Linked DNA regions of Homo sapiens: region 1 is linked to region 2. A link is an interaction called in ENCODE POLR2A ChIA-PET data of the cell type or tissue named here. Cell type or tissue: A673. All regions are shown on one strand. Each heading gives the region's core, and the rest is flanking DNA. Links, peaks and the distances in the headings are about the cores only. Region 1 has its middle 17 kb from the start of CGGBP1. Region 2 overlaps HTR1F (5-hydroxytryptamine receptor 1F).

What was found. Peaks named below come from ENCODE experiments on the same cell type or tissue, not always from the same donor. Only the 100,000 strongest peaks of a DNase experiment are listed, where the experiment ranks them.
Region 1: POLR2A ChIA-PET joins it to region 2 with 5 read pairs; 2 of 35 experiments call an interaction of 5 or more read pairs at or near these places.

Annotation. Positions count from the first base shown.
Region 1 is chr3:88,032,985-88,050,045 of GRCh38, forward strand. No RefSeq gene overlaps it. Among named protein-coding and RNA genes, the nearest start is that of CGGBP1, 17 kb to the right of the region's middle. RefSeq lists an enhancer at 12,697-13,896. In A673, for the core only: no CTCF peak of the experiment used is centred there; a DNase peak (open chromatin) is centred at 11,597; H3K27ac peaks cover 2,567 bases.
Region 2 is chr3:87,822,219-87,839,279 of GRCh38, forward strand. All of the region lies in intron 2 of HTR1F (5-hydroxytryptamine receptor 1F), which reads left to right. Among named protein-coding and RNA genes, the nearest start is that of HTR1F, 38 kb to the left of the region's middle. In A673, for the core only: no CTCF peak of the experiment used is centred there; no DNase peak of the experiment used is centred there; H3K27ac peaks cover 742 bases.

The sequences.
Region 1 (17,061 bases), core at 7,142-15,141, 210 kb after region 2:
GGAGGCTCACTCAAAGCCAGGAATTCAAGAGCAGCCTGGGCAACATAGTAAGACCTAGTATTAGTTCATTTTCACACTGCTAAAAAGAACTTCCCTGAGACTGGCTAATTTATAAAGGAAAGAGGTTTTATTGTCTCACAGTTCCACTTGGCTGGGAAGGCCTCAGGAAACTTACAATCATGCAGAAGGGGAAGCAGGCATCTTCTTCACAAGGCAGCAGGAGACAGAGAAGTGGAGGAAGAACTTCCAAACACTTATAAAACCAACAGATCTCGTAAGAACTCACTCACTGTCATGAGAACAGCATAAGGAAACCACCCCCGTGATCCAATCACCTTTTCCCTCCACACATGGGTATTACAGGTCCTTTCCTAGAGATGTGGGGATTACAATTAGAGATGAGATTGGGTGGGGACACAGAGCCAAACCATATCAGACCTCATCTCTACAAAAAAAAAAAAAAGAAAAGAAAAGAAAAATCAAATGAATAATAAATAAATAAGTTTTAAAAAATAAATAAGAGGCTGTTGGATCTTACCTAATAGGGCTTGGATTACCATTCAAACAGACCTAAAGGAATTCTATACCAACCCACCCACCCAGAAATAGAAAGGAGAAGGAGCAAAAAAGAGTATAGGCAATTCTGTCTATATTTAACATTCAAGAAGTCATCAAAAAAGACCCAAGATTAGAAGGTCTGATTTTACAAACTGTCTTTACAGTATACCACAAACCAAATAAAACTTCAGGGAAAAAAGGGTCTACTTTCTGGTTATCTATTGCATTTTATCATTTTATTCTAGTAATCTATTGCTACATAACAAATTACCCCAAGATTTAGCAGTGTCAAACAACAATTTTCATTACATTATATCTCACAATTTTGTGGGTAAAGAAGTTGAACAGATCTGAGCTGAGAGACTCTTCTGCTCCGTGTGGGATTGATTGAGATAATCACTGGCACCTTTGTTAAAAAGTCTAAAAGGCTGACTTCAGTTGAAACTACTAAACAGAGCACCAACATGTGACCTTACCATCACGGCAGTTGCAAGATAATATTTCTTATATGACAAGCTACAGCTCCCAGAAAGAGTTTTGTAAGTAACAGTTAGTAAAAGCTGTGAGTTTCTTAAACCCTGTTCCCAGACACTGGCATAGCATCATTTCTGCCATAATCTATTTGTCAAAGTAGTCATTGAGCCCACTATGATTTAAATGAGGGGACATAGATCTTCAAGTTAGGATGGGAGGAATGTCAAGGAATTTGGGGTAATATTTAATCCACCACACAGCCCAATTAACTTTTAACATTTCTTGCTTGTAGATGATATTTTTCGAAATTTTTTTTTTGCAAAACCAAAAATGAAGAAAGAAAGCTTTGTGTTCCTCTCTGTTCTCAGAGTACTACTCTTATAGCTGTATACCATTCTACCTTATATTATGGCCACTGTATGTATTTTGTCACCACAACTAAAGTAGACACTAAGATATTTTTACATTTATGCTTAAGTTATTTATACACCAATATAAATGAGTAGTTCAGGAAGAAATTTCATAATACCTACAGCCGTCTGCACTCTTTCCTTCTTGGCCTCTGACCGTTTAAATACCTCCAGACTCTGCTCTTTGAAGAGCAGGCTGAGTGTTCTTCCATATCAGCACCTCAGCATACACCAGAACTTCTCTCACTGTTGTTAAGCCGAAAAGTACTTTGGGGACCAGATAGACCAAACTTGCCATTTCACAGAAGTTAAAACAGATTCAGAGAAATTGATACGAACTCACCCAAATTATGCAAATAGTGTATGCACAAGCCAGAACTAACATCCAGGACTTGTTGAACATCTTCAGTTGTATTTACAGCATATGCATTTTGTGTTGGAAATTTTATTAGGAAACTAATAAACTATCAAAAAATGACAAATTAACTAAATCCAGAACACCAAATCATAGAAACTATTAAATTTCCTGACAGCAAGTTTTTAAAAAAAACTTAATTAAAACTATTAATCATCAGTCAATGCCTGTCTCATGGCTCAGTCTGATTAGTATTCATGACTCCTTTTTTTTTTTGAGACGGAGTTTCGCCCTGTTTCCAGGGTTGGAGTGCAGTGGCACCATCTCAGCTCACTGCAACATCCACCTCCACCTCTTGGGTTCAAGCAATTCTCCTGCCTTAGCCTCCCTCCCGAGTAGCTGGGACTCAGGCATGCGCCACCACACCCAGCTAATTCTTCTATTTTTAGTAGAGGCAGGGTTTCACCATGTTGGCCAGAATGGTCTCCATCTCTTGACCTCGTGATCTGCCCGCCTCAGCCTCCTAAAGTGCTAGGATTACAGGCGTGAACCACCGTGCCCAGCCGACTCTTACTTTTTTAAACTAACTTTCCTTCCTCAGCTGATCTTGCTGCTGCTTCTTTTTTTGTACACCATAAATGTATAAAAATTTTACCTGTCAATTTAAAAATAAATAATAGAAAATAAAAAACAAAAAAGACAATAGAGGATCTCAATAAAGTGAAAAGTTGGTTCTTTGCAAATATTAACAAATTGATGAATTTTTAGCAAGACCTGCCAAGAACAAAACAGACAAGACATAATTTATTAAAATCAGATATAAGGACATCACTCAGACCCCATAAAATTTAACTTTATACAGGCAAATCATGAACAACTTTATGCCAACAGATTAGAAAAAGTAGATGAAATTGAAAAATTCCTAGAAAGACACAAAAATGGCATCAGAAAAAAATCAGATCAGAAATATAATAGTAGAGAGGGTCAGCCATCATAAGGAATTGGTTACACACACATATACACACAAATATACAACAGAACAATTCACACATAAATAACATTAAGAAGAAATTTAATCTCTCATAAGTATAAAAACAGAACTTTATTTGGGACTAGTTGGTGAAAGATCAATCTAAATCAGTAAAAATACTTAATTTGGAATTTTTTTAATGTGGTTCCTTTCTTTTCCTTTTTTTTTTTTGATGGATTCTCACTCTGTCACCCAAGGTGGAGTGCAGTGACACGATCTCAGCTCACTGCAACCTCCGCCTCCTGGTTTCAAGTGATTCTCCTGCCTCAGCCTCCCAAGTAGCTGGGACTACAGGTGCCTGCCACCGCGCCCAGCTAATTTTTGTATTTTCAGTAGAGGCGGTTTCACCAGGCTGGTTTTGAACTCCTGACGTAAGTGATCCACCCACCTCGGCCTCCCAAAGTGCTGGGATTACAGGCATGAGCCACCATGCCCGGCCTATTTATTTATTTCTATTATGTATTCTCAATTATTTCAGAGAGGTTCTGTAGGTGATAACCTTTGGAGGCTTTGCAGGCCAAAATATTTATTTATTTTGATCTCACATCTAAATTCTAGTTTGGATAAATATATACTTTATATACTTGCGGTTTCAAAATAATTCATACTCAGCATTTCAAGCATTTGTCTATTGACTTCTGCAGTATAATACCCATCCAATGCTACGTCACCGCTCAGCTTCAGGGAACATTTTCTGGACCCTGGGACACAAAGCCAGGGAATATCGTGCACATGGGGCTGCCTGGAGTTTGCAACAGCCAGTTACTGTGCAGACAGTGTTCTTTCTTTCTGGAAGCTTTTATAAATTTATTTGAGTCCTAATAGTTCTGAAATTTCACAAATAATTGTCTAAGGCAAAAGTTTCTTTTGTTTGTTTTTGTCTTAACATTTAGAGCTCTCTGAAATCTCAATACTTGTGGTTTAGGGGATTATGGGAAATTTTTCTCAGTTACATATTTGTTTATCTATCCCCCTCATTTCCCCCCTTTTTTTTTTTTTTGTCTTCTTGGTACTACTAACTGATAGCGTTATGTATGGAGAGTTGTTCCTTCTTTTTTTTTTACTTTTTTTTTCTTATGGTAGCCATCTCTTTGCCATTTGCTCTATAGTTTGGGGGAGTTCTGTAACTTTATTTTCCAAATCTTCCACTGGTATTGACTGTTTCTTAAATTTTACTTTTTTTAATTTGTAAGAACTATGTTTTCCTCTGATTGCCACCTTGTCATTGCTGTCTGTTCTTATTTTGTGGATATTTTATCCTACTCTATGACACCTTCTCTGAAGATAGTCAATTCAGTTTTTAAATGTTCTCTTATGGTTACTTGGATCATCTAATTGCCCATGTTAGTGAATGCCTTTGGTTTTGTCAAACATGTGGTAAACTATTTGACTGATGCTCTAAGTTGATGAGTGAAGGTTCTGTTATGGATTGAATTGTGTCACCCAAAAAGATACTTTGAAATCCTAGACCCCATCCCAGAGAAAGTGACTTTATTTGGAAATACAGTCTTTGCAGATGTAATCAAGTTAAGATGAGGTCATTAGGGTGGCCCTAATTCTATATGACTGGGGTCCCCTATAAAAAGGGAGATTTAGGTCCACATACAGAGGGAGAATGCCACGTGCCAACAGAGGCTGAGATTGAATTCCTGCAACTAGAAACCAAGGAACATCAAAGATTGCCCACAAACCACCAGAAGCTAGGAAGAGGCAAGGAAGGATTCTGCCCTACAGGCTTCAGAGAAGAATGACCCTGCTGCACCTTGATTTCAAACTTATAATCTTTAGAACAGTGGGAAAATATAATTGTGTTGCTTTAAGCCACCTAGTTTGTAGTGCCCTGTTACAGTAGCCCTGGGAAGCTGATACAAGTGGATTTCCTGGGTTTCATTTGCAGCTGTGTGAGTCCTTTTCCTCCCAATCTTCTCCCCTGAATAGAAGAACTTTGTAAGTGAGGCAGTACTCAAAAGTCTACATAGGTGAAGAGCAAACAAACCAAAACAAACAAACAAACAAACAAAAAAAACAAGGCTATGCCTCCCCATCCTCCAGAAGGAAGGCTTTACTTGAGTGATGCATGAGTCAGGGTTTTATTCAGGGCTCACTCGCATTAGGGAGGGCAATCTTCTTTTCTCAGTCCACCAATTCAAGTGTGAATTTCATCCTAAAACACCTGCATAGACACACCCAGAATAAAGTTTGACCAAATAGCTGGCCACCCCATGACCTACTCAATTCACACATAAAACTATCATAAACCTACCCCTTGTCAACTTGGTACCCATATACGTGTCCTTAAACCATACTCAATCTCAAAAAAGACAACAAGGTCGTATTTCCTCCTATCATAATAAAACTATTCTGTGTACAACCAGAAACACACTAACATTTTAGAAGAGGAGATAAAGTCCTGAAATGATGTTAACTCTTCTCCCTGATGTCCTGTAACTTACATACAATGATGTAAAGTCAACACATCTTATTTTACATGATGAGGGGGGATGAGGGAAGAAAACAAAAATATTTGCTTTATCCATCTATCTACACACACACACACACACACACACACACATTTGTAACAAAATAAGGAGAAAATATTCATTACAATTATAGTCCTCATTTTGCATTTCTGTAACTGGCCATTTGGCTATAGCTGGTATTTTTGACTACCTTCTTTCACTACTTAATCTGTATTCCCTTTGCCTTCAGCAAAAACTTAAGCAGCCATAATTCTTTACATAGTGGGTAGCCCAAGTTTTCCTTCCTGAAAAGTCTGAGCTATTAATAGCCCTGCCTGAATTGGATCGTTGCAGTTTTACATTGGCCTTAATCACAGAGCATAGCAGTAATAACAGACACCCTAAGGGACCTCTTGTAGACTAGACATACTCATCCTTACCACCATTGTTGTGTAATGGTTCTATTCCCCTTGGTAGTCAGGATCAGTCACCCCCATCAGAACACTAACTCCCTTCTTTGCCTGGTGATTCATAGGCATGAGGAGCCCAAAGGGCCCAAGAGGCAGTCTTAACTTCCAGTTAAATGGACTCACTGTGTCTCGTGGTGGAAGCATTCCTTTCTTTGGAACTAAGACTTCTAGACCAGCAGAAGATAAGGCTGAGGAATCAGGAAGCAAAAATTTTGCTAGTGGGTCATTAGGGGTACCAGTGAATGGTGCTTCTCCCATTTTCAGCCCTTGATTCTGGGACTCATGAATCCTGGCCATGGGAGAAACAGCACCATGTATTGAATGCTGATCCAAAGCATACAAAGCCTTCTGAAGAGCCTTGTCCTAGCCTTGAAAGATAATGCCACCTAGCTGGTTCTGGAACTCTGTCTTTAGAAGGTCATTTCACCACTCTGTTAAGACAGCTTCTTGCAGATGATGAAAAATATGGTAATACTAGGGAATGCATGAGCATGCGCCAATTGCCGTACTTTATTTGCTGTAAGTTGAGTTCTTTGATGAAAACAAATGCTGTATAGAATACTATTATGGTGTATAAGACATGCTGTAAGTTCACAGATGATAGATTGGGTAGAAACAGTGTGTGCAGGGAAGGCAAATCCATATCAAGAGTGTCTATTCTGGTAAGAACAAGATGTTGCCCCTTCTATGATGGAAGAGGTCCAATGTAACCTGCCACTAGACAGCTGGGTGACCACCCCAGGCAATTGTGCCTGTTAGTGTTAGTCTCTGCCACTGGCAGACTGCGAACTCAGTGGTGGCTATAGCCACGTTGGCCTTGGTTGGTGGGATTTTATGCTACTGAACCCATACATAACCTCCATCCTGCTGAAACAGGAGAGTTCCCTGAACCCCTCATGGGACGTGCGACCAAGGTGTGGTTCATTTGTTCGGCCACCATGCACTCAAACCCCTTATGGGAGGAGGAGCATGCAGGTGAGCAGGTGCAGAGGCCAGGGCAAGTGTTTTTGGGATCCAGCCTCACAGCAGTGTTTAGGGGTGTTACAGTGGTCTTTTAGCCCTGCCATTGGGGACAGTTTAAGTGTTAAACAGCTCAGTAAAAAGGCAGTGTGACAGCCTTTTTGGGTTCCCACACCCAATACATCCCAAATTCTTGTCTTGCATCCAGAAAGAATCAGATCACTTGGACTTGAAGGATGGTAAATGTGGGGATTTTATTGAGTGATGGAGGTGGGGAACTGGAGAGGGAATGGAGTGGGAAGATGATCTTCCCTTGGAGTTTGGCCGTCCCCTGGCCAATCCCCTCTCCAACTGCCCCCAGCCGAACTCCTCTTGATGTTCAGATGCTTTCTCTCTTCTCTACTTCTCTGCCACACCACTCTGCTGCTTTCTGCTCATGGATCCTGGGGTTTGGGGTTTATATGGACAGAGGATAGGGGGCTGTGGTGGGCCAAAGGCAATGTCTGGGGCAAAAACAGGAATGCCTGTTCTTATTTAGGGCCACAGGTCTAGGCTTGAGGGTGGGGCCCTTGCCAGGGACCCTGCCCTCCTCCCACCTGCCTGTATCACTGCCACCATGGCCGCTTTTTTCATGAGCCCACTGGACAATGACAGGGATGGTTGGGGAGAGGCTGATTAGTATCCACAGAACAGGCCATCCTGTCTACTTAACTCCTAAAATCCTCCTCTGCTGAGGTCGCATGTTGGTGAACATTCCCATGGGATACAAATATCTCCACGTTTTTTGCCTATTTAAAGTGGTCTATCCACATATCCTTTCCTCAGATTTCCTTGTCACCAATTTTCGAATCATGTTCCTTCCAAGTCCCTCACCATTTAGCCAAATCACAGGCCGTAGCCCATGAATCAGCATATAATTGCATGTCTGGCCATTCAAAGTGAAAAACCAGGTGCACTGCTCAACATTCTGCACATTAAGATTTCCCTTCATCTTGGTCCTTCATAGCCTCCAGGAAAGGGCTGTATTGCTGCAGCTGTTCACTTTGGGCTAGTGCCTGCATATTATGCGAAACTATCTGTAAACCATACCTGAATCTTATCTTCCTCCACCAAGTGAATGTAGAGAACTTCCAGTGAGGCCATAGGTGCAGGCTGGGAGAGAGAAGGTAATGTAGCAGGTAGGGAGACCGTGAGCATTTTGACCACTTATTCATGTAAGATACTTATACCTGATTTAAATATTTATCACTTCTATTGGATGATGGAGTGCTACTGTTCACACCTAACTTTATGGCTAAGTAGATCAGATATCACTCCATTCATGATGGGCCACTCAGCTCATACGGTAACTTAGTGGTTGCCCATGGCTAAACAGTCAGCCTCTGCTAAGACTTAATAGCAAGCCAAGAGCTATTTCTCAAAAACAGAGTAGTTACCTGCAAAGGATAGCAGTGCTTTGCTCTAAATCCTAAGGGCCTACACTGTGACTCACCTCTAGGGGCCTGCCAAGGGCTCCAAATGGCTTCCCTATCTGCTGCAGACACTTCCAACACCACTGGATTGCAGGATCATATGGCCCTGGCAAAGAAGTTGCAAGGCAGCCTGGATCTGTGGCAGAACCTCCTTTTGTTCTGAGTCTCAGACAAAACTGGCTGTTTTTCCGATCATTCACTAGATGGGCTGGAGTAACATATCGAAATAAGGAATGTATTGCTTTCAAAATCCAAAGAGGCCCACGAAGCACTGTGGCTTTTTTTTTTTTTTTTTTTGTAGGAGGGGCCATAAGCAACAACTTATCCTCCATCTTAGAAGGAATATCTTGGCATATTCCACACCAATAGACCCTGAGGAATGTCATTGAGGTGGAAGATCACTATTTTTCCCCTATTTTGTTTGTCTTTTGTTTTCTTGACTTTATGGGCCTTCAATTTGTGTCCGATTTATTTCTCTGACATACAAATGTCTTACCAATACATCTAGGGTGGTGGCTACTTCTTGGCCACTAGGTCCAATTAACATACTATCATGGACCAGTGTGATCCCTTATAAAAGGGCAAGACAATAAAATGTCTGTGAACAAAATTATGACATATGGCTGGAGAGCTGAGAGACCCGAGAGGTAGGATCATGAAGATATATTTCTGGCTTTGGCAGCTAAAAGCAAACTGCTTCAAATGGTCTTTATTGACAGGTATGAAGGAAAAAGCACTTTTCAGATCAAGTACCAGGGGATGTGTTCATTTGCTCAAGAAATTAAACCACATCTGGTATAGCAGTTGCAATTGGAGTAACCACCTGGTGAGGCTTACAATAATCCACTGTCATTTTGAAAGGTCCATCTGTCCTCTGCACAGGCCAAATAGATAAGTTGAATGGTGATGTGGTGGGAATCACCACCTCTACGTCTTTCAAGTCCTTGAATGGGGGCACTGATCTCTGCAATCCCTTTAGGAATGTGCTCTGGCTTTTGTTTTATTGTATCCCTAGGTAGACGTAATTCTACTTGGCCTTTGCCACCGGAATAGCCCACACTCCACAGGTCAGGGCACCAATGTGGGGATTCTGTCAGCTGTTGAGTATATTTATGCCAATGATGCTTTCTGGAACTGAAGGAACAACCATGGGCTAGGCTTAGGGACTCACTGGACTCACTGTGAGATGGACCTCAACTAAAACTCCATTGATTACCTGAACTCCATAGGCCTGATTCTAAGCTGCAACATTAAATGCAGAATCTCTGCTTAGTGGGCTCATATTAATAAATTTGGCCTTACCCAACTTTATATTTCTTCCACTGTTATCCCACACCTTTAGTAACTATTCCCACATATGTTGCCCCTGGATTTCTTCTTGTGTAAATTAAAAACTCAAGTAATTCTTTTGGAGTGTAGCACTCCAACTTATGGACCACACTTTGTACCTCACCTCTAGGAACTTCTAGGGTCTTAAGTCTATTTAAGGGTCAAGAAGCAAGGAAAGGTGGTGGGAGTGAATCCTGAGAAGACTCATGGTTGTCTTGCATGGCAATTGCAACTGCTTTAGTGGAGGCCACTGCAATTTCCTCAGCTAATGCAGTGAATCTCCTCAGATGGGAATGGAGAGGCAGCTCTCAGTCAAGGTGGAGTGGCTTCTCCTACTGGGGTTCACGAGGGACCCCATTGACATTTAGGGGTTCAATGGCACTGAGGTTCATCAGGGCCTTCCCACACGGGCCCATGCCAACTTTCAGGATACCATTCCTTCCCAATCAATATCCTCACTTTAACAGTTCATACTTAACAAGGCTGGGAGTTCAACTTGCATTGTAATTCAGCAAGTCACAGAATGAGAATCTGGATTTGATTCTCAGCAATCTCAGCCCTGCAGCTACCAGAGCTAAGGGTCTTTTTCAGGGCACACATAGAAGCTTTTAGGTCATTTATGCAGCACTTGAGTTGGAAACTCAAATGCCTGAGCTCGTCGTTTTCTTTTCTTTTCTTTCTCCACTATGTTCAGTGACATTAGAAGCAACCAGCCCATCTCATTATACTCATTAGTTTGCCAAAAATATTTCAAAGTATCTTATACATAGTTAAACAGATTCTTGCTTCTTGTAAGTAGTTGAGTATCCAATGGTGATATTTTGTGTTTCTCCATTGTTACATCATGCCATGAACTATTAGTGCTCTTTTTACTACTGAAAATAAAATCATTAGTGTTTATAAATTTAATCAGCTTAGAGATCCAATTCCAGATATCCCAGAACTAATTCCTAAAACTCATCCTTAAAATTCTGTTCTTCTGGAATCACTCTTAGTGCCAAAATTTGTATTAGTTACCATCCTATATAAACAAATAGAACCAATAGGATGTATATATTCACAGAGAAAAAGATCTATTTATCTGGGTGAGAGAGAGATTTATTATAAAGAATTACCTCACACGATTATACAGAATGACAAGTCCCGAGAGGTGCAGTCAGCAAGCTGGAGACACAGAAGAGTTGGTGGTATCATTTCAGTGAGTCTGAAGGCCTGAAAACCAGGCAAACCAATCACGTGGCTTCATTCCAATTACTGATAGGCTCAAGACCCAGGAAGAGCCAATGTTTCAGCTTGATTTTGAAGGCAGAAAGAAACCAATGTCCCAGCACAAGGCAGTCAGGCGGTAGAAGACTGTCCCTTACTTTTGGAAGGGTCAGCCTTTTTATTCTATTCAAGTCTTCATCTGATTGGATGGGCCCCCCACACCCCACATTAGGGAGGGCAATCTGCTTTACTCAGTCTTCTGATTCAAGTGTTAATCTCATCCAAAACACGCTCATAGACATACTCCTAAATAATGTTTGACCAATATCCAGACACCCATGGCAAGCTGACACATAAAATTAACCATCAGAGATAGTAAAGAAGTTTGCTGCACTTAGGAGCTGGGCAGATAATTTCCTCCTTTCTTTCATTGACAGTAGTCTAAACATCACAAATTCCTCTTTGGAATAATGTTTTCTAGGCCTTTCTATGTTATAACACAAGCCATACTAGTGATAATAAGCAGTTCATTTTATTATAATGTTGTTTATAGGTTTTATATTCTACTCTTAAACCATTAAACAGTGCTACCTTGTGTTTAGCATATGTAAGAATTATAGTAAGAAACTGTATAATCATTTACCCTGATGATTATTTAGAGACAACATCTCCCCCTCTTCATTTTTGTTCACTTTCACTTGCCATTTTTCTGAATCTGCTCTGAATTCAGAAGTGGTTTTTTTCAGAAAGTGTTTTTCTTTGAAGCATTTTGAGCTTTGGATTTTCTCTGTTCTCTTGCTTCTCAATCAATTTAATACAATCTACTTTTCATCATTCATAAATCAACCTGTCCCTTGTCCGGAAATTCCTCAAGATATCTTATCTGCTCATAGTTTCCTTTCTTTCCTTTTAAGGCTACTATGAATTTCTTCTCAGTTATTAAGGTATTTGGTACACAGAAAAAGTTGTAATGAGGAGGTGTGTGGAAAATATGTTTCTAATAGGAAAGAGACAGACTAAACAAGCAGTCAGAAATAGAGGAAACAGAGATGATGCAGAAATAGAAGAAAGCTTTAACAAATTATAATAGTTGGCTGGGCACAGTGGCTCATGCCTGTAATCCCAGCACTTTGGGAGGCTGAAGTGGGCAGATCATGAGGTCAGGAGTTGTAGACCAGCCTGGCCAACATGGTGAAACCCCATCTCTACTAAAAATACAAAAGTTAGCCAGGTGTGGTGGTAGGCGCCTGTAATCCCAGCTACTTGGGAGGCTGAGGCAAGAGAATCACTTAAAACCCAAGGCGGAGTTTGCAGTGAGCCGAGATCATGCCACTGCACTCCAGCCTGGGTGGAAGGGTGAAACTCTGTCTCAAAAAAAAAAAATTATAATAGTCACAGAGAGATAACAGAATATATTGTAATCATAGACCTCAAATGGGATCCTATTAAAAGTAAATGTTCTGAAAAGAATAAAGGTGTCTTAGAAATTCAAAGCAGGATAAAGTTAGTGTAGGAGAGTATATTATCAAAGCAATAATACAATATAACATAATATATATTACATTTATTTTTCTGAAGGTCTCTCTTCTCCGGCCTCTTTTCTCTTTCTCCAATCTGAACTTATATTTCTTCAGGTCTAATACAGCAGTCATCCTGTGATATCTCTTTGCTTTGCTCTTTCTGAGGTGGTTAATATTTATATTATAAATGTAATATAAAATAATATAAAATCACATTTTATATTTAAAATCAATATTGAGAAAAGCACTATACTTCTTAATAAAACTCTAGATACCAAAACACCAAATAGTGCACTGTGATTTATATTTATGGAGCAATGCCTTCATATTATTAAAGAAAATTATTTTCAGTCTACTTAGCCAAACTTTTAATTAATCACGAGGGAATAATGAAGTTATTTTCAGTCACACAAGATATTGAGAAATATCCCTTCAACACCATCTGCCTCAGGAAGCTTTTGGAGGATATGCTTATGCCAAGCAATGGATTAAGCAAAGCATAGGATCCGGGATACAGAAAAGGAAGGATCTAGCCAGTAAAGCAGTAAAGCAAAAGACATCCCAGGATAACCACTGTATTGGACCTAGAGAAAGATAAGTTCAGATTTAAGCAGAAGGAAAGAAGGCTGGGACAGGGGGCCTCAGGAAAAACAAAAACAAAAACAAAAAACAAAAATGAATTTATAGTTTATTTGACATATATTAGCATTTGGAAAGATTATTTATAGGTATTTGCCATATCTGTTGGTGTATTTGGAAAAAAATAGAATGCAAAGCAAAGACAAAAGATAAAATTATTAGCTTTAAGAAAAATTATATAAGAAGGGAAAGAATCACAGTCAACTACTTGGTTTGACGGTGAACAATCATTTACATGGCCAAAAAAACTGAAATACTGTCTATTGATTTTAACTACATAAAAATCCCATAGTGAGGAAAATGTGGGATGATAATAGAAAAAGAACAAAATCTTCATTTTAAGCATCATGTGTAAAACTGACTATTCAAAAATGGTAGTATAAAATTATTATTTAAAACTATGAAAGTAAGTCCAGGTGCAGTGGCCCATGCCTGTAATCCCAGCACTTTTGGAGACAGAGGCAGAAGGACAGCTTGAAGCCAGGAGTTTGAGACAAGCCCGGGCAACAAACCAAGACCTCCCGCCCCAATACCCTGCCTATATCTACACGAAATTTTAAAAATTAGCTGAGCATGGTGGCATCCAACTGTAGCCCCAGCTACTTCAGAGGCTGAGACGGGAGGATCCCTTGAGCCCAGGAGCTCAAGGCTACAGTGAGCTATCATTGCGCCACTGTATTCCAGCTTGGGTGACAGAGCACAAGGACCCATCTCTAAAAAGAAGGAAATAAAAAGTGAAAGTAAGTATCAGAAGAAATAGGAAAATGAGTTTAAAATAGGTGAATGGTGAGGCAGGGATTACTGATTATAAGTCATTTAGCATTATCTGATTTTTTAAACTGTGTGCATGTATTGTTTTAGCAAAAAGATCAAATCTAAAAAGAATACAGATGCAAATAAAATGATACCAAAATATAATGAATATAATTTTAAAACATATTTGTAAATGTTAGTTCTTTCCTAAATGTGGCATTGATATGGTTTGGCTCTGCGTTCCCACCCAAATCTCATGTCAAATTATAATCCCCACATGTCAAAGGAGGGATTTGTAATCCCCACATGTTGAGGGAGGGAGGTGCTTGGATCATGGGAGTGGTTTTCCCCATGCTGTTCTCGTGACAATGAGTGAGTTCTCACAAGATCTGATGGTTTGACAGTTCCTCCTTCATATGCTCTCTCTTGCCTGCTGCCATGTAAGATGTACCTGCTTCCTCTTCTGCCATAATTGTACGTTTCTTGAGGCCTCCCCAGCCATGCCGAACTCTGAGTCGATTAAACCTCTTTTCTTTATAAATTACCCAGTCTCGGGCAGTTCTTTATAGCAGTGTAAAAACAGACTAAAACAAGCTAATGCTAATACATTGATACTTTATATAGCCTTAAGGAAACAAATAAATTGATCACATATATATACATATATATGTGTAGCATTAGCTTCATGGTTAATAGCAGTTAACAGACACAAAAGTCAAGGTGACAGACATTACTATTCACCTCATGAGTTTAAGGTTAATTGACTAACAATAGTGGCAAAAAATTTTATTGTAAAATCTATTTCTATAGACATGTAGAATCCAGAGACATGAGCATGTATGTCTTGATGAAGATACTAGATGCAGCATTCTGGCAGTATTTGAAGACTGAATTATAAAAATCTGCTTCATTTCATGGATGTACCTAAAACTTCAGGCCAAAGGTGCAGCATTTAGAATCTGCAAGGGAGAGGAGGAGACATTAGGAGAGAAAGAAGAAAGTAATATAGGAAAGAAAGATTAAGAACAGATGGCCATTACTATAAGGAAAGAAGGCACCTTGACTGTGTTATATTACTACTACTACACTGAGTAGTAAAGGAACTAGTATTTTTTCATTAAGCAAGGAGATGCTAGGTGATCCCTAGGCAGGAAACAACACTCAAAGGACTGTAAATTCTGAATTAGCAAACTTCTTGGAGAGGAAGATGACAAATGATTACCAGGCACGAAGTTCCAATCCTTATCTAATACCGGTTTTCTGAAAAAGGAAATTAAGGTGGCATATAGAAATTGTCATAAGTTGTAAAGAATTACCTGATGATATGTATGCCACTGATCTTATTCCCATTAACTAGCAGATTTTGAAACCTGTCTACGGGGTTTTAGTAGTGATTAAATTTATGTTTGTTATAGGCATTATTAAAGCACAGTGGAGTAATTGATACAATTACTGTAAACATCTAGAAGGCATAAGCTATTTTTAGAGTAAAAATGCAGGGATAATAAAGTCACAACTTTGAAACTGACCCCCCTCCCCAATTACCTGCTTGGTAATGAATGACTTGGAAAACACAATGATGACTTAACTTTATAAATGTGCGACTTAATTTTATAAAATAATTCAAAAAAGATATTAAAAATATTTGCTAGGCCGGGCGCAGTGGCTCACGCCTGTAATCCCAGCACTTTGGGAGGCCAAGGTGGGCGGATCATGAGGTCAGATCGAGACCATCCTGGCCAACATGGTGAAACCCCGTCTCTACTAAAAATACAAAAATTAGCTGGACATGGTGGTGCGTGCCTGTAATCCCAGCTACTCAGGAGGCTGAGGCAAGAGAATTGCTTGAACCCGGGAGGAGGAGGTTGCAGTGAGCCGAGGTCACACCACTGCACTCCAGCCTGGCAACAGTGAGACTCCGTCTCAAAAAAATAATAATAATTAGAAAAAAAATAAAAATTTGCTCATCAATTAAAATTCTTAAATGAAAATTAAAGAATTAAAATGATTTAATATTTTCACTAATAAGGTAGATGAATTATGTCATATTGCTATTCTTTACAGTTTGGATATAACTATTGTGTGAACAGGTTTCAATAAAAGTCTACCTTATATTTTGTGTGTGACAAAAATAATATATAATTGGTTTAAATAAGTCAACCATACAAGAATGTATAAAAAGGCAGATAAATATTCTCCCCCTTGCCCCATTCAATGTCACAACTTGTCTGTGATTTTAACATTAGGCGTGTGTCTGCTCATCCGGTACAAATATATTGCACTTATATAGCATTATTCTGTTTTTTTCAAAAGTGAGAAAATACACTGTAATTTTTTAAACTAGCAATTACTGTAGACATCTCTTCTGATCCATACTTTTAGGTCACTTAAACAGCTCATAACATAGATGTGTTATAATGTTTTGACCATTGCCCTACTGAGGGACATTCAGAATATTTGTAGTTGTTTACTACTATATTAAAATGAACCTCCTTTTACATATATCTTTATATATTGCTATTTCATTTCTGTAGGATATATTCATAAAAGTAGAATTTGCACTTTGGGAGACCGAGGTGGGCAGATCATGAGGTCAGGAGATGGAGACTATCCTGGCTAACACAGTGAGACCTCATCTCTACTAAAAATACAAAAAATTAGCCGGGCGTGGTGGCACAGCCTGTAGTCCCAGCTACTCAGGAGGCATAGGCAGAAGTTGCAGTGAGCCGAGATCGCGCCACTGCACTCCAGCCTGTGCGACAGAGACTTCGTCTCAAAAAAAAAAAATCTTTTTGCTAGATGAAAAATACATAAAATCGTCATTATTATCATCATTATTAGTATTGAATAGGTACTACATAAGCACGGTAAACAGAAAAACATTCAAAAAGGAAAAAGGGATATAAAAACAAAGTCTATTACACACTGATTCCTGTTATGTTTAAAAAGTTTGGAGAGGCAGGGCGCGGTGGCTCACGCCTGTAATCCCAGCACTTTGGGAGGCCGAGGCGGGCGGATCACGAGGTCAGGAGATCGAGACCATCCTGGCTAACACGGTGAAACCCCGTCTCTACTAAAAATACAAAAAATTAGCCGGGCGTGGTGGCGGGCGCCTGTAGTCCCAGCTACTTGGGAGGCTGAGGCAGGAGAATGGCGTGAACCCGGGAGGCAGAACTTGCAGTGAGCCGAGATCGCGCCATTGCACTCCAGCCTGGGCGAGAGAGCGAGACTTCGTCTCAAAAAAAAGTTTGGAGAATATATCATCTAATATACATACTAACCCAGAAGACTGAATTATGATAATCATTAATGTGTGAATAGATACACTAGTGACTATCTTGATATCAAATATTCAATGAAGTTCCTGTCTTTTCAGTAAAATGTCTGTGGCAGGTTCTTACTTTACAGGCATTTAAATTGGTCAGC
Region 2 (17,061 bases), core at 4,003-12,002:
CACTGGAGGGATGAAAGTCCATATGACTCCTGCTTCCAGGAAAGGCCAGAGCCACTGATCATTGGTTCACTAATGGCCAATAGTGTTTCAAGGTGAAAGGAAGGATGGGTCCAGGAGCCTATTGGAGGAAAATAGGGTGGAGACTTGGAGATGGTGTTAAGAGAACATTTGGGTGAGTGAACATAAATCAAAGAAAAAATAAATTAAGAAAAATGCTTATAGAAAGTGAAAGGTAGACATTAAATACTAAATCAGATAAAAACCTGCAGATTTTATATTTAACCATCTTCTCAATTATAATAATGATTTGGAAAATTTAATGTTTTCTTTTATATAATTTGGCAGGGTGATAACTATCCTCAGTGGGATAACAGACTAGTTTTAACTCTTACATCTCCATGTTTCAGAGTTTATTTGAGGCAAAGTATGATTTTTAAGAACAGCTACTGCTTATTTTGCTCAGGTTGCTTATTGCCCAGCCCAGTCTGAGGGGACCATTCATAGCTTATCCATGTGATACACAACCTGCACAAGCCATACGTGTTGCCTCTGATTATATGTGTACATAAGAAATGAAACAACATAATAAATGTTACTCTTGGGAACAGCAATGGATTAAGTGCCCTAATATCTTTATTCAGGTCACTGATCTGCTGGCTCCTAGCCGGATAATATTATTCATATCAATTAGCCTCTCTGAATCCAGAGTGCTTGCTAGGAAAATGGTGACAATAATATTTACCTTCCCAATCTTACACAGTTGTCTGAGTTAGTCAAAGAATGTTTTGTAAAATTTTAAGTTTTATATAAATGCACATTATTATTTAGAAGATTAATGCAACCATAGGATAGTCACTTGTCATATATATGGATTTTAATATTTTTAAGAGACAGCATGACATATATCATGTAAGCTACTGTCACAAAGCTAAAAGTATATATTTAATAAATGATTTTTTAATTAAATGGATGGCAGGAATGTACTGTCTATTGCAAATTTTGTAACAGTTTATATTAATTTATAATTCTATACATTAGATTTTGAAAATCTCAATGGTACCCATTCTCCTTAGTATTATTTTTTAAAAGTTTTTATTTTCCAAGTATACTGATTCTCAGTTATGATGGAGAATATCAACAGTTACTGATTCAAGATGCTCTTGCCCCTGCAAAGTCTACTTCGTAGTTCATCTTCCTTTTCAAGACCTCTAGATGTTGGAACACTTTAGGAATACATCTTCAGCTCTCTTCCCTTCTTTATCCATATCTCCACTCAGGTTTTCTCAACTGGTCCCATATTTTTTTTTTTTTTTTGAGACACGGTCTCATGCTTTTACCCAGGCTGGGCTGCAGTGGCACAGTCACAGCTCATTGCAGCTTCCACCTCCCAGGATCAAGTGATCCTCCCACCTCAGCCTCCCTAGTAGCTGGGACTACAGGCATCAGGCGTGCACCACCATGCCCGGCCAAGGCTGGTCTTGAACTCCTGAGCTCTAGTGATCCATCCTCCTCAGCCTCCCAAAGTGCTGGGATTACAGGCTTTAAAAAAAACAAAAACAGGCCAGGCACAGTGGTTCACGCCTGTAACTTCAGCACTTTTGGGAGGCCGATGCGGGCGGATCACGAGTTCAAGAGATGGAGACCATCCTGGCTAACATGGTGAAACCCTGTCTCTACTAAAAATACAAAAATTAGCTGGGCATGGTGGCGCGCCTGTAGTCCCAGCTACTCGGGAGGCTGAGGCAGGAGAATCGCTTGAACCCGGGAGGCGGAGTTTGCAGTGAGCCAAGATCGCACCAGCCTGGCGACAGGGTGAGACTCCGCCTAAAAAAAAAAAAAAGCTAACATATGCAGAAGTCTCCCAGATCTTTATCCCAGCCCTGAATCCCCTATGATTTCTTACTTAGATATCAAAGAGCTATAAATCTCTCCCTGTATGTCTACTCAATGATTCAAAATAGATATGTACTAAATTAACTTTTTGATGTTCCATCTAAACTTGTTCCTCCACAAGTCTTTCCTATTATAGTCCTACTATACCCTTGGTTGCTTAGACCAAAAATGTGGGGGTCTTACCTTTGTCCAACCCATCAGCAAGTCCTATGCATCCTACTCCAATACATATCCCTAATGATGCCCTTTAAAATGCGACATGATTGGATCCCTGGCCAGTATTTCAAGCTTGTTTATGTAAAACAGGCCTTTTTACTTATCACTCTTCATAGTGCATTATCCCTCCTATAAATTCTATTTCTCTGTTAATTTATGTTTCTCTCTCTATTAGGAAAACATTTTTTTCCGTTTTATTCTCAAGTCAGTATAGTGGACTGGAATAGTGCCTAGCACAATTACTGTAAGCACTCAATAAACCTTGTGAATGAAAGAATGAATTGATACCCATAATATGAATCCCTGAATGAAACAGACCTAGAATTGATGGGAATGAGATTGACAGCTGCACATAACCATCAGTGTCCTGGACTGGGACATGTGTATAGGTGTGCTTTCATAAGCACATTATTTCTTTACGAAATACATTCTTGGAATTACTTTTGACTTCAAAGAGTCAAAAATTACCAAATTAATTCAAATAAATAATAAAATTCTGTTTTCAACTCAAGATAATTCTATAAGTATGAAAGCTCCCAAAACAAGGCAAAAGAAAATGTTTTTGTTTCCATTTTGAATTTTTCATTTTTCCAGCCACCCCTCTCTAGCTTCTGAATTTTTACACTGACGAACAGATTTTGTGTCTTTCTTCCCATAGCTAAAAATGATATTCAGACTTGATAATAGTGATTATAAGAAGTATTATTATGCCAATTATTTCAAATTGTGCAATGGTCAAAGCACATAAAAATATGTCATAGCAATAAATCTGTTTTCCTACTCTTTGTAATGTCTTATTTGCCTTAACAACTTTTCAGACAACAGCTATAATAAATGGACTCTCAAGTATGATTTGCATCTCTCCCATCACAAGAGTAGTGTCTGTTTCAGAACTCACAGTTGTGTATGATATATTTAAATGATCCCAAATAATCGTCCTCAGAGCTGTCCTGACCTTACCGATAATGAGTTTTATAGCCCTTTATATTGTAGTTTGCCTGAGCCTGAAATATATTAATTACCACAAATATATGAAATGTGTGGTTGTAAAATCCCTGACTTCTCTCTCCTAAGTCTAATAATCACTAAAATATGTACTATTGCTTTCATGTCATATTTACCTGGTGCTTGTTTCCCCTTCTATATTCTGTATGTTGTTTGATGGTTCTTTCTCCAGTCTCTCATGCCAGAAGAGTCATTCCTTAATGCCTGGCTCTCCTTCATTTCATATATCCAATTGGTCACTATATCTTCTCAATTCATCATACAAAATATTTCTGGGATTTATGCTGTTTTCATTAGTACCATGGCTTCCTTTAAAAATTGACCCATTTTAGTCTCAGAGTCGCACTCGCCTGTCTTCTAACGCTACCATCACTTTCCCATAAAACCATAGAGGAATTAACTTAGAATCATGTCACAAAGCCTTCTCCCTGAAAGCAAAATGGTTGTCTTGCTGCTATATACCCAATGACAGAGGTACCACTTGAGACAGGAGATTCTACAGAAAGAGTGTAAGTTGTGATACCAGACAGACAGGCAGGGTTTTAGATCCCATTGTAGGGACATACCACCACCTCTATCAGTGGTGTAATACTGGATAAGTTCACCTCTCTGGAACTTAGTTTAACTATGTTTTACTTTGAAATAATAATTCATATTTCATAGGATTGTTGTGAAGACTAAATAAGATCATGTGTATTAAAAAATATTTGCTGTAATGTATTGAATGCTCACTAGAGGATAATTTCCTTCTTGCATTCTCCTACCACTTCTAGGCACCATTGATGGTACCAGAACCTGTCTGCAGAAACTCTGCATGCTTTCCTAGTTCTCCTGTCCTGCTATCATTTGGGGACCAAGGATATCTTTATTTCTCAAACAGTATTAGAGAACCTGGGTGAGACCATATTCTGTCTCAGGGAACCTGTTTGATCAATGCTTCTGCAAATCCTCTTTCTATAACAGCTGGAAACTGTTTCTCTTCATGCTATTTTCTTGCTCATACATCAATGATTGATTTCCCCTAAGTTACAAGCAAAAATAAATATTTCATAGCTTTTTCTACTCTACCCTTGCATATTTTTATGAAATCAGCTCTGCCACTCGTTCTTTTTACCTGCTTGATTTTCTCATAAAGTCCATGTCTTTTTAATCCTCTGTACTTTCCATAGCCAGCCTCTCCAGTTAGAATGCTTTTCCCTGCTTATACATCCCGTAAACGCCCATTATTCTCAGATCAGCTTCTCTATAAAGCATTGCCAACCTTTGCTTCATCTCAGAAAGTAGGTGTTTTCCAGCTTAGTGTTCCTATCCCTGCAGTGCACTTCGATAACGTCTCTTTAAGCCTGTATCTTGCCATATTGGTACTATTTGTCTTACCTACTACCGTGTAAATTCCTTGAATGGAGAACAGTACCACAGCACCTAGAATGTGCTTGAAAGTCCACAAATAGTAGATAATGGAAGGTGTTGCTATCATTATTATTATTATTATTTTGGGGACAGGGTCTCACTCTGTCACCCAGGCTGGAGTGCAGTGGTGTGCTCTTGGATCACTGCAACCTCTGCCTCCTGGTCTCAATAGATCCTCCCACCTCAGCCTCCCAAGTAGCTGGGACTACAAGCATGGGCCACCATGCCCGGCTAATTTGTGTATTTTTTGTAGAGACAGGCTTTCGCCATGTTGCCCAGGCTGGTCTCAAACTCCTGAGCTCAAGTCATCTGCCAGCTTCAGCCTCCCAAAGTGTGGGAATTACAGGTTTGAGCCACCACTATCATTATTTTCTTTCTTTCTTTTTTTTTTTTTTACTTTAAGTCCCAGGATACATGTGCAGAACATGCAGGTTCATTACATAGGTATATGTGTGCCATGGTGATTTCCTGCACCTATTGACCCATCCTCTAAGTTTCCTCCCCTCTCCCCGCAACCCCCAACAGGCCCTGGTATGTGTTATTCCCCTCCCTGTGTCCATGTGTTGTCATTGTTCAGCTCCCACTTATACTATAATTATTTTCATTGCCCTTATCAACTTAATTTTTTTTCCTTTCCCAGGCAGTCACATTCTTATCTGAATTTTCTTTGTCAAACTGTGCTACCATTTTGTATCCTGTGTCATAAACAAGTGTAATTTTTATGCAAGCACTATTTTTATATAATTCTAAACACCAAGACTTTAAACCTAGAAGAAAACTGCAGTATGTATGCTTCTCTCATTTGCATGAAAATAGCATTCTGTAATTGAGATTTCAAAGTTGAGAAATTCTAAAGCCTTTATTTAAAAAATCCTTTGAAAAATTAATCATATTTTTCCAGTTTTGTAAATAAATGAATTGGAAAGCAATGAAGCAAAATTTAACAACCTTCAAAATACACATTCACATTCTATTCGTAAGTTCTTTTATATTGCAAGTTGGTGCCAAAAAACATAGCCCTATCATGATGGTCCTGAGAGAAAACCTCGTTGATTGGAAAAGGGTGAGGTGATCTAGGAATAACTGGCATTCAGCTGTTGTATCATAGTTTCAGTACAACTTGGAAAAATGGCACCACACATTCACAGGAACTGTACCCTTCTCTCCTGGGGTAACTTAATGAACTTCTCTGGCTACCTGCACAAGATCTTCATCACTCAGTTAAGGGCCAGAGAGAGCAGAATATTTAAATATGTAGCAAGTAAGCCTACTCTATGGTAGATCTACACTAGGTTTGAAGAGTTCTATAGTTCCATCTGGGTAGGGGAGGGTAATTGTACTGTTCTCTCCCATATCTGTGATGTGTTTATATTATTTATTTTGTTATAAGATCGTTTTATAAATTCTGTTCCATTTCTCAAGAAGTGTGGTAATTTATAGCATGTCTCTGCATTCTTCAGTTGGTAGATGAGAACTTTCAAAAACCCACTTTGTAACTGACAAAATGAGGAACTTATATTTCCTGGCATAACATGAACTGGGAGTGTCATTCACGTTCGATTAGTTAAGCACTAAAAAAATTAGGCTTATGTTTTTAGCCTCTTTTTCTTACTTTAAAAGGAATTTTTCTAACAAATACAGTTTAAGTGTAAATACAACTCTTAATTGTCCACAACAACAGGGAATGGAAAATTGGGATCTACAGATAATTCAAAATTTTACTTTAAAGAGCACATTCAACCTTTGTTCCCAATGAGCTCTTAACATTGCTTAGAGCTAAGAATTAATTTGTGTGGATTTTATCACTTTTTATTTGACATCTCACCCAAGGAAGAATTGCTGATCAGCAGTGAATTAGGCACTGAGTAGAGTAGCCAGAAAGAGTGAAATCAGAAACCTGAGCACTTGAATCAACCACAAATTTCATATCTAACCCTTGAACATTTTAAATGACATATATCTTCATTTTAGTTTTATAATAGCAATAGACATTCTAAGACAGAACTAAATACAAAACATTTTTTGAGTGCATAGATTTTCTGAAAAAGATCACCTGTTCTATTGTTACTTGAAAATGTAGATTAATATATTTAATTCAACCTTCTGGACGAAACAGTGCTAGAACTATGTCATACTTTACCAAATCCATCCCTTCCCAATAACAAAACAAAGAAATGTTTCCCTTTCCTTCCTGGATTCTTCAGGTGCTTTTCATCAACAGAAAACCACTTGCTGACATGTGGTTCATTTCTAGGGTGGACAAGTAATTTTTAAAAATTTATTGTGGCAAAGTCAGCATACCAAAAAAAAAAAAAGTTAAAAAAAAAAGATCTGTCCTGTGCTTTATTTGTGAGGCTGTGAAGGAGACTTCTATGGCTGTTGCTGTGTTGGGTTATCTTTATTTTACCTCCTGGTTGAGTGATGAGCCTTTTCAAAGAGAAAAGAACCAAAGACATGTCCTTCTGCCTGTTTGCTGCACCTCAGTTTGGTCTCCAGACTCTGATATTGTTGGGTGGCTTCATGAAAATTATCCACCAATTTCTTTAAAAAATCAGTTTCATTTATTATCATTTAAATATAAGTAATATTGTACATTTGTATGTAACAAGCAGAATCTGAAATCCAGTATTGAGACTGTCAAATGAAGCATATGCGATATGCACAATGTGCCTAAAAAGCTGTGATCTTCCTTAAAACATTGAAATCCAAGTCCTCCAAATTTGGCAGAAGAGAAAGTCTCCCCATTCATGAGAAGGCAGTCGAACCACTAACCTTCACGGTCATTCCTCTGGGATTCCCCCCTTCCTTAGGGATCTCTCTGACTGCATTTGCACATTCACACTGTCCTGAGGGACTTAAGGAGCTTTTCATCTATGTTTGCACACTTGTGTTCCACTCACCAAACATGCTATTAACTATTCTTTTTTGGTTCAAGTGAACCAGCCACTCATGCAAAACACACTTTTATGCTCATGGAGATAATATATAGGTCTTCCTTTAGAAAAGGAAATTTGCAAAAATAATGATGTTACTTAATAAAATAAAAAACATAATTTATTCTTGTAATTTACCCTGTTATGTAATCAAAGGTATATACAATTTGTAAGTACATCATAGATTACTGATATGCTCAATTAGAGCCAGTAATTAATATTTGCAACAGAAGCATGAATATGATCTTTAAAAACTGACTAATCACTTTTGCTTGTGTAAAATTTTTTATCCTTAAATAGTCTTTAGTGTGATGTATACAATAGTATTTCCCTAATTTAAGCATTTTCTAGTCTTATTTACAAAATAAATTGAATCCTATTATTTCATTTGAAATGAATTTTTATTTTGAAAATAATTTGGTAGAACATAAAAACAAAATCTTCTTGGGTAGTTAAACATTTAATGTTGACACAGTCTTTTTGTGACATACTTGCTTCACCTGGATATGATTCTAGAGAGTCTATGAGCCCCTTGAAATTGTGTGCAAAAATATATGTGTCCTGGTATTATATCATTCTGGTGTAAAAGGTAGAACAGTTTTCCTCAGAACCATGACATAAAATGAAATCTATGCATTGTGTGTAAATTCCTCCAAGCAGTATATTTTTAATACTGAAAAAATACTCATGTGTGTGGACTCACTGAAGTAAATGAAGTAGTGGTAAGTCCATCAGCATATGCACACTGATATATTTTCAGAATAATAGGAATATTCTTGGTCATGTCATAAAACTATGTATTATAATGATATAACTTCATTATTCACTATCTCATTTTCCTATGCTCTGGTTTATCATCATGAAGACATTAATTTCTCATGATTTCTCGTGCTATCTATGGAAATAATCCTTTATTGAAAAAATAAGTATCTTGAAATTAGTGGCAGCAAAATGGATTTGAGAAGATCTCATTAAAGTGTATTTAGCAACATCTCACTGAATCTTTATATTTTTACACACAGAAAAATATTTTGGATGTTTTAGAAAAAAAATGTGTAGAATTAGAGAGCTCTAACTGTGAACACCAACATTGTTTCGCCACCTGTATCTTGCATTAAGAGACAGATGGACTTGCGCCAGAGATTTAAAGTCAAATAAAGAAGTTCCTGGGTGAAAATCAGTATTACTGAAAAATATTTTACAATGAGTTCTTTCTCTAAGCAATGTTTATGGCACATGTATTGATATTTGAAGTAGAAATTAGTTTTAAGTAAATATGACTTATAAATAATATTACGTGGAGTTCCATGAAAGAAGGGACTGTGTCCTATTCAGTGCAATATCCTCTGAGTCTGACACTGAATTAACAGTTGATAAATGAAAAAATAATCAATGAATCAATCTATGGATGTGGTAAATTCATAGCTATTTTTCTGGCTCCTGGTAGTGTGGGGTCTAAGTATACCCTAAATAACTCTTGAAATATTCTTATATATATGAGAAGAATTTGCTAATATGATGGACAAACATCATGCTCCAATGAAGTAATAATCTAATCAAGGTGAACAAAATATTTTGGTCTACAAAATAAATAACAATGCAAATATTAGTAACTAACTTTAGTAGGGTCTTTGTACTTTAAAAGATATTAAGAAATTATTATTATTATTATTATTATTATTATTATTATTATTATTATTATTTTGAGATGGAGTCTCACTCTGTCGCCCAGGCTGAAGTGCAGTGGCGCCATCTCGGCTCACCGCAAGCTCAGCCTCCCGGCTTCACGCCATTCTCCTACCTCAGCCTCCTGAGTAGCTGGGATTACAGGCGCCGGCCACCACGCCCGGCTAATTTTTTGTATTTTTAGTAGAGACGGGGTTTCACCTTGTTAGCCAGGATGGTCTCGATTTCCTGACCTCGTGATCTGCCTGCCTCAGCCTCCCAAAGTGCTGGGATTACAGGCGTGAGCCACTGCGCCCGGCCCACAGATACAAATTATTTCTATCCAGAAGAAAAACAAACTTCAGTGCTATAGATTATTATCCCAGAAATCTTATACTAATATTATCTCAAAAGGCCTATAAATATTCAGATCTTCAAAATGCCCTTTGATTCAGCCTTGCCGTCTGATTGGTTTACTCATTAATCAAGAAATTGAATAATATCTTTGACACATGTTTATTTTATATTTTTATGAGCCACATTGCTAACTTTTGGAAACTTAATGGATTATTGTAATCTTCACAACTGCATGAAGTAGGTACTAAAATCATCGCCATGCACTATTATTACTATTAACAGTACGATAGGTACTAGTGTCATCCCCATAAGGAAACAGAATTAGTAAGATTAAATTACTTATCACACAGGTGGTAAGAATTTCAAGCTCTCTAATGCCAAGAGCCTGTGTTCATAACCACTATACTGTGCCACCTGCCTAGAAGCTAAAAGAGAACTCGTATTGAGTAACTAAAGCTAAAATCCGTATCTTCCATGTGTCTTGAAAGTATTGTCAAAGGCAAAGAGAATTTATAAAAGTACTTCGTCACTAAATTAATGTGATAGTAGAAATAATTAATTATATGTAATGTATAATATGTATTATACACACAAAACACACACATAAGAATATCCCTTCTTTTTTTTTTTTTTTTTTTCTTTTTTTTTGAGATGGAGTCTCGCTCTGTCGCCCAGGCTGGAGTGCAGTGGCGCGATCTCGGCTCACTGCAACCTCTTCCTCCCGGGTTGAAGCAATTCTCTTGCCTCAGCCTCCCGAGTAGCTGGGACTACAGGCGCACGCCGCCACACCCGGCTAATTTTTTGTATTTTAGTAGAGACGGGGTTTCACCCTGTTGCCCAGGCTGGTCGCAAACTCCTGAACTCAGGCAGTCCGCCCACCTCAGCCTCCCAAAGTGCAGGGATTACAGGCGTGAGCCACCGCGCCCAGCCAGAATACCCCTTCTTGTAAGAATTGTTCATCAGAGTAACTAGTTCACAAATGAATTCGTGAATACAGACCAAAACTTTGGCCTCTTGGAGAGAATCAAGCTGTGTCATTGTCAGACAGCCACAGAGTTTCTTTCACATTTCACATTATCAAGATTACATATTACTAACAAAATAATGTTTGAAAGTTATATTTGAGTTATTTGAAACTTTTATCAAGAGTTCCAGGAATGAAAAGCCTCTGGATAGTAAGTAGATAGATAGAGAAAATATTTGCCAAGTTTTGTTCCGTCTGTTGTTTTGTTTGCTTTTGTATTCAGACTGGTGTAACAGGACTTACGTGTCTGGAAATCACCTTTTCCTTACTCAAAGGTTCTTTAAGGTCTGAGGGTCTTAACAACACCTTTCTCCAGCTGTCAAGGAAAAGCTACATATGAGAGATTTTTGCCTCTTGTTTAGAATTTTTAAGCTGCAAAGGATAACACTCTGTTTTTCTCAGCAGTGTTTTCTTCTGGCCCCAAATCTGCTTGCAATATTGTCATTGTTTCCACTGGCAGACTCTGCTTCCTTTGGGAGGTGTTTCTAGATAAAGGCATATAGGGTGAAGAGACTTCTGCTTCCCTTAAGTATCCAGAATGTCTCCAAACTGGAACTAGGGAAATATAAAAATTAAAAACCTTAACTATTTTTCTTTTAAAGCCATTTCCCAAGTGTTGTCCTTGAGCTTGCTATATCAAAATAACTTAATCTACTTGTTTAAAAAAATGCAGATTTCTTGGCCTCATTCCTGACCTTTTGGGTCAGAACCTGTGAGCTGGAACCAGGGAAACAGTATACTGTTTCAACAAGGAACTCAGTTGACCCCATACCGTATTTATAAAGCACTTAAAAAAATAGGGACAGGGTCTTGCTGTATTGCCCAGCTGGAGTGTAGTGGCATGATTGTAGCTAGCTGCAGCCTCAAATTCCTGGGCTCAAGGGATCCTGCTGACTCAGCCTCCCAAGTAGCTACCACACCTGGCTAATTTTTTTAAAATTTTATGTAGAGCTAGGGTTTCACTATATTGCCTAGGCTGGTCTCAAACTCCTGGCCTCAAGCAGTCCTCCCACCCTCAAGCAATCCTCCTAGCTTGGCCTCCCAAACTGCTGGGTTTACAGGCATAAGCCACCACGTGCCCGGCCTATAAAGCCCTTTTTTTTTAAGTCCTTCTTATATTTTTACGTAATTGAGACTTGCACGAAGATTCTTAGCTTTTTACTCTGAAAAAGTATTGACTTCCATTTTTAATAACTTTGTAATCAGAGCTTACAAGTTCACTTCTGATTGTCTTTAAAGAAAAATTATCTTGTTGTATCTTCAAAAATATATAGATTGGCTGCTCAACTCAGGTGCACATTTTGTGTTATACATGGCAAGAAACTACTTAATAGGGTGAGTATTCCTAACTGTTGCAAACTATCTGATAGTACTGTTTGTAATTTATTTCAGTGGTTGTATTTCTAGGACAGGGATGATATATTTGGATATAAAACCCAAGTTGGATTCCTCTAATCACTATACTATACATGCAATGTGATTGGATCTCTAATTCAGAATTGTAAGATACTGTGTGTGTATTCATATATGTATATATACACATAAGGTATGCATAATACATGTATATGTGTATGTTTATGTATGTGTGTATATGTGTATATATGCGCACAAATACTCATATAAATACTCATATAAATGTGAATATATACATATATTAAAAATGAAAACAATTTGGGACTTAAAAAGCAGATGTTATTTTAGGAAAGACTTAGTTCTTTTTTTTTTTCCCAAGCTATTTCCCATTAGTCTGTTTTCACTTGTTTGTTTAGGCCTGGGAAAGTCAACGTGAGGTGGCGCTTAAGAACTTCAAGGTCTAGATCATACAAATCCATGTCTTTTGATCCCTAATGCCTAGTCCAGTTATAAACACACTTTGAACAGTGATGAATGGATATATGAATGAATGAAAAACAATAGCTTAGACCAGAAGTCTGCAAAGTATAACCTGCAGGACCAAATCCATCCTGCTGCCTATTTTTCTATATCCCTGGTGCTAAGAAGGGTTTTTACATTTCAAAATTGTTTTAAAAATCAAAAGGTTGGTAATATTTTATGACACATAAAAATTATAGGAAATTCAAATTTCAGTGTCCATGAATAAAGTTTTACTAGAAAACAGCCATGCTCATTTGTTTAGGTATTTTGTGTGGTGGCTTTTATGCTGCAATGGTAGAGTTAAGTAGTTGCAACAGAGACCATATGGCCTGCAAAGTTGAAAATATTTAATATCTGACCCTTTACAGAAAGTCTATGGATGCCTCAGTTTAGAAAGATTAAGTGTCTTGCCCAGAGAGCTACAAAATGTAAATTATGTATCTGGAATTATCGATAGGTGTTTGAACTCCAAATTCAATGCCATTTTCTCCGTACTTTTCTAAGCCTAGAAAATTGATTTTCGTTCTGGACCAAACATCTTGATTCCTGCTCCAGAGGTTCTTGGTGTTAGGCAGAACTGGATTTGAATCGTAACTCTGCTCAGGGCTGGCTACATAACTTGTGGGGCTCAAGGCAAAAGGAAAATGCCTGGCAATGGCAAAGGACCCTTACCCCCAAGACCCCCCCGCAAACCCAACCCCACCCCCAGGGCAGACAGGATCTAAATATGGAGATGGCATATAAATACAAAACTAAAATGACTAAGAATCTCAAGACAGCAACCACAGAGCATTAAACCCCAATCGGGGGACTTTTCTGAGCCTGGTCAAAATGGTTATACTTCGATGAAGCCAGATTACAACATAATGAAATATGATGCCGTCACAAGTTAAAGAATCTATCTGAACCCCTATTTTCATAGTGATGCCATGTAGTTGATGATATCTGTCTCAAAAACTTTAGAAGTCACAATAGACCATGCATATAAAGCAGTTAGCAATGTTCTTGGCTGATTATTTTTCAATTTCCTGTACTTCCTTCTGGTATTAAATCAAGAAGTAGCATTCCTATCGTAAAAGACTAAATGTCATTTCCGTATTTTTGAGACCAAATTCCTTTTTAGCATGAACTTCATCAATGGTTGGATCATACATTATCCTAAAGAGATGTCCAAATTACAGATAACTTGAGCCATTATTTAGAGCCATTTTTGTTCTTTGTGAATAAGGCTTTCCCTGGGCACTTATCAGCTGTCTGTACCCTCTGGGTCTGCACATTATAAAGCAAATGAGGAACTTTTGTTGGGGCATTTTCAGACCCTTGCATTAGCTGTAGTGTGCCAGTGCAAAGGACCCTAACTTGATAATTTTATGGTCACAAGAACTAAGCCTACACCAAACCAACACTAAAACTACACTAAACCTATAATAATTCTAGATATTATTCTCCAGGATTCTACCCAGCAGAAAAGGAGATATCATCCATTTATTTTATTATCTGCAAAGTGGTGAACATGTACCCACTTGGCCAGATGGATTCCATGCTAGTGTTCAGCTTCCTTCAGGGAATATTTGTGATTCTAGTCAACCAATTCACTGATTTAGGAAAGACAATACTTCTATTCTGTTACTTTAGAGATCTGAGGTTGTCAGTAAAGTTAATGTAGTCATAAAATTACCATTAGCGAGAGAATAGTCTCATTCATTGAGATGTTGGGTTTTTTTGATATGAAAAAGGATATTTTTTCTTTTAGCTTTTGTTTTTTGTGCTAAGAGTCATATAATAATGTGTCCTAGTAAACAATAATATCTCAGAAGATTTTTTGTTTCACGTTGAGTCACACTCAATTTTTGTTTGGAAAATAATTTTAATATCCATAAGTGGTTTTTCAATTTGTTATGAATAATAGAGTCATCCAGTAAGCATTGAATAAAGGTGAAGCTACAGAATTTCTTAATGTTTTAAATTTCATTAGTTTGCAATTTATTAAAGACTAGTATTTCTTAGAATGTTGACATCTCCCATCAGATTATATTATATTCAGAATGTCCCAATCTCAGAAAAGCTCACAGCACTGAAGAGAAGCAATTCAATGATCTTCCAGATACCTCCCTGAGGAAAAAGTTTTAAAATATATGTATCAACTCTCTCCTACATCTTCTGAAACTAAGGGTCAGAGAGTTTGGGTGAAACATTAGAGAAAAACAAAAAACAAGATAAAATCTTGGAGCCCATTTTTTCTTTTTGTACTTCAGTATTTACTTATTCCTATCCTTAGTTCCACAATTATAAATTAATTATAACTTTTATCTTTAAGTTATTAATATAGTATCATTAAAATAAAATAATACTTTGTAGATTATGGGAAGAACATTTCATATCAGTGATATATTGTTAGTTTTTTGTGATAAGAAACATGAAATTTTTTCACAGACTTATTATGTTTGCAAAGAATTCAGAAGGACTTTTTTCCTTAACATTGTTTGCTAGTCAATATTAATTTCCTAAATTTCATGGATATTCATTTTCAGTACTATTAAATAGGCTTTTTTTTAGTTGCAATTATTATCAAACCAATTAAACAATCTTCAGTTAATAAAGAAGAAAAGGAATTTAGCTTACATAACTGAACAAGCCAAGGAATCAGAATCTCACAGTGTCATAATTCTTTCTCCATATTCTCAGTTCTGCTTTTCTCTGTGTTCACTTTATTATGAATTATTTTTATAGAAATAAGGCAGTCGTCAACAACTCCAGGATTATATCTTACTAGTTTAACAGTGCCAACAGGACAGAGAACCTCTTTTCTTACAGTTCCAGCAAAAATCTGAAATTGAGCATCATTGTAATTATTTGAAAAGCCAACCTGAGGCAAGTTCACAATCCGGAAGCTGAATATGTGTCCAACTTCACACAAATCACAAGGGAAAAAAATAGAAAGGATATTTCCCTCAGGAAAATCAGGGCACCATTACTCAGAGAGAGGAAACTGGATTCTCCACAAAGGAAAACAAAAAATGTCCTCCACAGTTTAACAGTAGAAATAGATGAATATACAGAATTCTAAATACATTGGATAATTTATTATTATTAAACATATATTATATAATGTGTGACAATTTTCTAATTTTTCACCTCATATTTTCTATAGGAAATATCACATATATTTTAAGTGAAAGGTACTTAGCCCATTTTCTGGCATTAAGTGGCATTGAATGTATTACAGCTCCTCCTTGACTTTAGACAATAAAATATTATTGTTACAGTATAATTATTATTGAAAAATATTTTATCTCTTATCCATAATCAATGTGTTTCATTTCTATTTTCTTATATTTTTAGAATTTCTTATTTCTTACTCAAATGTTTTCAGAATTTATTTTGTCCACGTGGATACTATATGGAAATAATAACTGAGATTATGGAACAATTTCTTTCAGAACATAAAATGCTTATTTACTTTAAGTTCTCTTGAGAGAAACCAGAGTCGAATTTCAATAAAGCTACACTCATTAAATAATAAAGAAAAAGAATCTTAATGATATAATAATTGCTAATAGAAATTGACCATTAGGGAAGAAAGATTTAGTTAAGGGCTGATTATCTGGAGGAATTGATGCAGGAAGTGGCTGGTAGTCAAAATACCACTCCTACAATGTTCTATCTCCTGTCAATGGTAGAGGGACCCTACCAGTGTCAGAATAAACATTTTCTTGTTGTCCTGTATTCCACCCTTGCCAGCTACTCCAGGGACCCTAATCTACCAACTATCCCCTGCTGCCATCTATCTTCAACCTCTCTCCATAATTCTTTCTTTTCTGCTCATAATCACCACTCTGTTTTCCATCTCTATAATTTTGTCATTTTGTGAAGCTACATGAATCGAATAATATAGTATGTGAAATTTTGAGGTTTTTTTTATATTACTTAACATAATACCCTTGAGATCCATCCAAGTTATTGTATATAGCAATAATTTTTCCTTGATTGCTGTGATTACCTTTTGTTGCATTGTAGCTGAAGAGTTTTACATTTAAATTGTTGCAATATCCACTCAATAATGGACTGAAATGAAAACCGATTGAACTGTGCACATGCATTGTGAAAACAGTAGATAAGAAAACACAATTGGAATAACTACACTTTCTTCAAATCTAATGACAAAATCTAGAAGGAATGAATAGCTTCCCTAATGCTATAATCTGAGTCTGAAAACTTCCTTCCTAAAAAAAAAAAAAATTCTCAAATTATTTGCCCATTTTTAAGTAAGGCTGTTTCCTTGTTGTTGAGTAGTTTGAGTTTCTTGTATACTTTTGATATTAATTGCTTACCTGCTGTATAATTTGCAAATATTTTCTCCCAATCCATGAATTGTCTCTTTATTCTATTGATTGTTCTTTTTATTTATTTATTTTATTTTTATTTTTATTTTTTTTTTTTGCTGTCTAGAAGCCTTTTAGTTTGATTTAATCTTTTTATTTTCTTTTGCTTGTGCTTTGATTGCTTGTGCATTTGGGTTCATACTCAAAAAAATCATTGCCTAGATCAATGTCATGGAGCTTTTCTGTATGTTTTTTATGTTTTTTTCCAATAGTTTTACAATTTAGGTTTTATGTTTAAGTCACTAATTCATTTTGAGTTGCTCATTGTAGATAGTGTAAGATAAGGGCCTAATTTCATTCA